Regions from separate parts of the Homo sapiens genome. Here region 1 is linked to region 2. The links are chromatin loops, found by intact Hi-C in ENCODE. Cell type or tissue: heart left ventricle. All regions are shown on one strand. Links, peaks and the distances in the headings refer to the core of each region. The heading gives the core; the rest is flanking DNA.

What was found. Peaks named below come from ENCODE experiments on the same cell type or tissue, not always from the same donor. Only the 100,000 strongest peaks of a DNase experiment are listed, where the experiment ranks them.
Region 1: a loop joins it to region 2, with 2.1 times the contacts of the local background. A loop is called at or near these places in 20 of 110 quality-filtered maps.

The regions. Positions count from the first base shown.
Region 1 is chr11:116,498,112-116,501,020 of GRCh38, reverse strand. LINC02151 (long intergenic non-protein coding RNA 2151) reads left to right here and starts at 338. Exons shown (of 2, transcript NR_174967.1): 1 at 338-479. RefSeq lists an enhancer at 1,128-1,820. In heart left ventricle, for the core only: a CTCF peak has its summit at 1,439 (motif pointing right); DNase peaks (open chromatin) are centred at 497 and 1,420; H3K27me3 peaks cover 1,936 bases.
Region 2 is chr11:116,452,810-116,455,718 of GRCh38, reverse strand. The region is part of intron 1 of LOC107987166 (a long non-coding RNA gene); the gene reads left to right. Among named protein-coding and RNA genes, the nearest start is that of LINC02151, 46 kb to the left of the region's middle. In heart left ventricle, for the core only: a CTCF peak has its summit at 1,498 (motif pointing left); no DNase peak of the experiment used is centred there.

The sequences.
Region 1 (2,909 bases), core at 224-2,723, 45 kb before region 2:
CACTGCAGTGAAATTAAAAGAGTTTAGGTTCCCAAGCATAATGATCATCAATTAAACGCCGGGGAGATTTAGTGTCCTCATTTGAATTTTGTTTTATTTATTTAAATGTGTCTCTTTTACAGGGAGGGGCCCGTGGGGAGTGGGAGCGGGTGCACGCGGGGGCCGGGGCCTTCCGGAGGCTGATGCGGGCCCGGGCGCCTCCAGGAGCTGGGTCGTGCAGGCTGCCTGGGGGCGGCTGAGGGTGGGGCGCGGCTCGTGGGGCGGCGGGCTTTGCGAGACAGGGGATCCATCATCCCGGGCCTAATCAGTTAATACTGATAAACTGCCAGCAATAACTGCCAATTGCGCCGCGGTTTTGGAGCAGCCAGTTCATTCATTTAGGGAGTGCGGCGGCTCGTGGGGGGAGCGCTCCTGGCCCCGAGTGTTTCTGTCTCTGCTCGGGAGGGAGGTGATGCATGGGCCACCGCCGACTTCTGCGGGTAAGGGAAAGTGAGCACTGGGCAACTCGAAGGTGGCCGGGAGGCTGTGGGGGTGACTGTGGCCTGCGCCGGGCCGGGCTGGGCTGTCAGAGAGGCCCGTCTGGGTCTTGGCGTTCAGGATGGTATGGAGGTGACATCCGCTTTGAGGAGGAGTCAGGGGGACATGCTCCCGGCCAAGCTGTGGGACCTCCTTGTGCAGAACCACAGAAAGATGCCTCAGGAATCAGGGGACCTCTTGCGGCCCCGCCACTCACTGCCCAGCTGCATGACTCAGTTTCCTCCTCTGGAAAGGAGCAGGCTGGGCTAGGAGGCCTCTAGAGGGCCTTCCAGCTCTGTGGCCTTCCTCCAGACCCCTTTCCCTGCTGGCCTGGAGAAGGACGGAGAACACGCCCGGGTCCTTCCTGTGCACCAGTGAGTTTGGGGCTGGAGGCTCTCGGGGTGCCATGGCTCCCCCTCCCATGGGCCCCTCTGCTCCCTCCCCATGCTGCTGTCCATTTCTCAGGGTTGGTTCCTGCTGCATTTTCCCGACGTTCTCTGATTCCGACTTCTCACTTGCAATCAAGAAACTAAAAATAGAGCATAAAGGAGCTCTCCAAGGGGGGTGGGTGGGGGTGGCAGAGAAGGAGGAAAGTGCTCTGGTTCCCCGTGGGAATGAGACCTCATCAGCTCTACATAGGGAGTTGGAAATCCAATCCAGACCATTGGCAAGGGGCGGGGTGTGAGGTGAGGAGCCTTCCTGATCAACCAGGTGGAAAGCTTGAAAGAAAATAGTGTGTGCGCACAGGGAGGGAGGATGGGGAGACAGCCCTGGGGTGGCTTTCTGGGCGTTTCTGGTGCTTGGGGGTGAAGCCCCTTGCATGCCCTGCACAGGGCCCGCCCCTGGGTTGGGAGAGAGCTGAAGTCACTGGACCTGAGGGCGCACAGCCAGCCTGAGGGCCTTGCCTTCTAATTCATCCGCCAGGAGGGGGCGCCCTATTCTAATGTTCGCAAAGGCGTCTTTTGTTCAAGCTGAGGCGCCCAGAAGGCTCGCGCAGGCCGGTTATGCAGGTATCCTCTTGGGCTTGTAGGCAGACAGGAACCCCGTCAGGGATTTCTTCTTGAGGACCTCAGAACCGTGTCTTTTGTTTTATTTTTATTTTTTTGAGACAGGGTCTCGGTCTGTCTCCCAGGCTGGAGTGCAGTAGTGCCATCTCGGCTCACTGCAACCTCTACCTCCTGGGCTCAAGGATCCTCCTACCTCAGCTTCCTGAGTAGCTGGGGCCATAGGCACAAGCTACCGTGCCCGGCTTAATTTTGTATTTTTTGTAGACACAGGGTCCGCTATGTTGCCTAATCTGGTTGTGAGCTCCTGGGCTCATGCAATCCACCTATCTCAGCCTCCCAAAGCGCTGGGATTACAGGTGTGAGTCACCTTGCCTGGCCAACCACGTCTTTCAGATTGTAAGGAGTGGATTTGTTCAAACTTGATGACATAAGATGGGCAACTTGGAGGTATTGGGGCTAGGAGTGAAATCAGAGAGAATCTGGGCTTTCAGACAACATCTCCAGAACACAGGCACCCCGTTCCCTGGGCAGGGTCCCCTGGAGCTCAGAAACATGAGTGGACGTGTGTAAATTACTCAGCTGGTCTTGGGAAAGAAGCCTGATTCGGGAGTCTGGAGCCCCAGGCTGCAGTCCTGGCTGTACTACTCTATGCCCTTGGGCATGCTGCTTTTTTTTTTTCCTCTGAAACTCAGTTTCCCCCCTGTCTAATAAGATGAGGTACATAAAAGCTCTTAGAGAGCAGGAAAGGTGCTCTATAAATGCCCAGGATTATGGTTATAACGTGCAGCTTTTATGCGTAAACCAGCAGCAGCCCACCTTATCTTCTAAGGGGCAGTGCAGAGGGAGGACTTTATCTCTATCCTTGCCTCATGCAGCCTCGAAGGCCCCTTTTCTCCCACGGGGCTATCTTTAGGACCCATGATGCTTCCCCTCCTGGGGTAGGAAGGGAAATGGCTGATGTTAGAATCCCAGACTTGCCGGTTTTTATACCACCGATTCAAATCAAGATACTGTCTTTCAGCCTCCTCTCTGCCTTGCTAAACCCATTCCGGTTCCCTTACCAAGCCGATTTCTATCGGGGGAGAGTCAGTCCTTGAAAACATGGGGATTTCTCCAGCAAGGAATGGCCATGAGGAGCCAGGCCATGCTGGGGTGGCCATCTGCACACTCTGATGAGCCCACGCTGGGCTCCTCTCAGCCTCATCTGCAAGGCTAGCCCCTTCTAGTTTCTAATTGCTGTCTCATCCAAAAGGCTGAGGGCTTTCTGGATTGACTAAAGAAGAGATGAAGGTGACCCTAGGTCCCCAGGAATGCCCACCTCCCTTTCTGGCTCCATCCTTTTTCACCCTATGCCTGGTGCCTCCACTCCAGGCTGTTTTGTTTGCT
Region 2 (2,909 bases), core at 170-2,669:
CCTTGCTCATTTATGTCTCCCACTTGACTGAGCTCCACAAAGGTAGGGCCTTGCCTTTTTTGTTCTTTGGTATATTCCCAGCACCCAGCACAGTGCCTGATGTGTAGTGGGTGCTCAAAAAGCATTTGCTGCAGCAAGGAATAGTAGGTGGGTTTACGACAAATAAAAATGAGTGGGATTCTGCCTTAGTCATGTTGCCGAGAGCTCTTCTATTCATTGAGTGCTTATTAAGTCCCCTTGTGAGCCAGACTGTCCACTAAGCCCAGCAGCTCCTGGGCTGCAGACCTGCCTGCAGAGGTGTAGACATTGTGAGGCAGACGTCGTATCAAGCAGAGCAGGTAAGAGTGGGATGAGGCAGCCCTGGGTGCCTCAGCTCTGCTCCTGAGGCCTGACCTTAAACCCCTGCCACCCCCCAGCCTTTTTTCCTAAGCCCAGACTCTTTCACAGCCAGGCTGACCTTGGTCATTCCCAGCAGAGGTGTCTCTGTCATAGCCCAGGCCTTTGCCTGGTTTCTGTCTTATCTGTGGATTTCTTGAGCTGAGCAGCATTGGTGTAGGAGGAGACAGATGGGACCACACCCAGCTAATCCTGCAAGGAGCTCCAGCCTGGCTCTGGGAAGTCCTATTGGAATATTAATATTCTGAGGAGGAAGCCAGTGATTACATTTTAGACTTCCAAATGGGCTTAGTAAATAGGCTTTGCTGAGAGGTGGGACAGACAGCTGGACCAGCAAGCAGTAACGGTGAGCAGCAGCAAGTGGTGATTAAGGAAGAGATTTGCTCCCCAGAAAGGGAACTCTCCAGGAGCTGCTTCCTGGTGGGAGATCTTTTCAGTGAATTCATTTAGGCAGTTCTTGCCTTCCTGCAGAGGTAGAAGTCCCTGGGTGTTGCTTTTTACTGTTTCTCTCTCTCTCTCTCTCTGAAGACCAGAGAAGAAGAATATATCCAATGACAGGAGAGCACATACTCATAGGTGGGTGTCTGTTGAATAATTAATTCATTCATCCATCCATCCATCCATCCAACCATCCATCCATCCATCCATCCATCCATCCATCCATCCATCCATCCATCTATCCGTTCCCTCAATAATATATATCGTGCACCCTTTCTGTTGGGTTCTGAGGACACAGCAGCGAGGAAGATATTCATTTGTCTCTCCATTCTTTCCTCCACACCAGGATGTAGTCTGGGTCCAGAATATAAGTCAAAACACGTGCAGCTGCTCAGTTTGCCTCTATCAGACCCAGGTCACTTTCTCTGCCAAAGCCTGGCTAGCACAGTGGATATGTCACATGGACACAGGTTGGGATGGCCTGGCATTCTGACCATCTTTGTGTTCCCAGCACCATATCGCTAAAGGAAAGAACCCAAGGTGACATAGGGGCACCAGGTCCTCTGGATATTGCAGCAGTCTTCCCAGCTCGTGTGGTGCCTGGTGCAAATGAGAAACCAGAACTCCTTCCTGGAGACACATCACTGCCACCTGCTGGAAAATGCTTGCAGCAAATATTCGACTCTGCACGGCCACAGTGCGAATGGTGCCCCTTAGATTTGCCTATTGGGTCTAATGCCTATCTGTGTGGCCCTGGTCCACTGCTTAGAGTGATCAACTCTGTAGTCCCACAGGGCAGTGGCTGCTGCCAAATATCTCCAGAGAAAGGTGCAGTGTTATGCAAAGCCCCAAATACCTGACAAGCCAATATCTATCTGTTTGCTATTAGCACATATTTAAAAAGTTCTATTAGATGAAAGATAACTGAGGGTAGAAATTTATATGATTCCAAACTACATGTGAAAATCTGACAAATGCAAAGGTGGAAAGTGCTCTAAAAAGATCTCATTTTCCTTCTTTCTTTTTTGAAAAATTTTGAGATAGAATCCGCTCTGTCGCCCAGGCTGGAGTGCAATGGTGCGATAATGGTGCGATCTCAGCTCACTGCAACCGCTGCCTCCTGGGTTCAAGCAATTCTCCTGCCTCAGCTTCCCAAGTAGCTGTGATTACAGGCACGTGCCACCACACCCAGCTAATTTTTGTATTTTTAGTAGAGACGTGGTTTTGCTGTGTTGGCCAGGCTGGTCTTGAACTCCTGACCTCAAATGATCTACCTGCCTCAGCATCCCAAAGTGCTGGGATTACAGGCATGAGCCACCGGGCCTGGCCCTTTCCTTCTTTCTTATCTATATCTCTCCTCTACTCCAAGCTGGTGACAGATGGCATCACCACTCAGACAAATGCAAAACACTTGGCTAAAAACAATGCCCTACTCCTTGGCCCCCAGTACTCACACATTCTTTGGAGAAACTTTTCAAATATTTTTATTTGAGATTCATTGCCTTATAGTTTAAAGGATTAAATCCATTGCTTTGCTGACCACCTCCTCTGGGGACAAAGGCCTGAAACCCCTTTGTCCCCAGAGGAGGTGGTCACTAAAGCAATGGATTTAATCAGTAGGAAATGGAAACCTAGGTTTGCCTTAACGAATACCGAGGGCCTCTGTTTTCAACCCTACATGTGCTACAGTGTGCACAAAGGTGTACACACATTCATATGTGCATGCACACACTTGTTTGCACTTGTGTGTGCAGGTGTTGGGAGTAGGTGAGCCAGAGTCTAGCCTGGTGCCTCTTTCCCACTGCATCAATAAATGTGGGTTGATGAAAATGGTGACTGGGACCTTCCCCTCCCTGAGTTTTGCAGGTAAAATAAAGGTGTCAGTGCTGCATGATTTTACTGGCTACCCTGAACCCAGTGGTTTTGTAAAGTGATCGGCGAGTGTCCAGGAGCATGTCTCCGGGGTGGGTGGCTCCAGCTGCAAAGGCACACACCAGGCCCCCACATGGCAGGAAAGGGCTGGCCCAGGATCCTGAAACAGTCAGAACAACACATTCCCAGGCTGAGCATCCTTG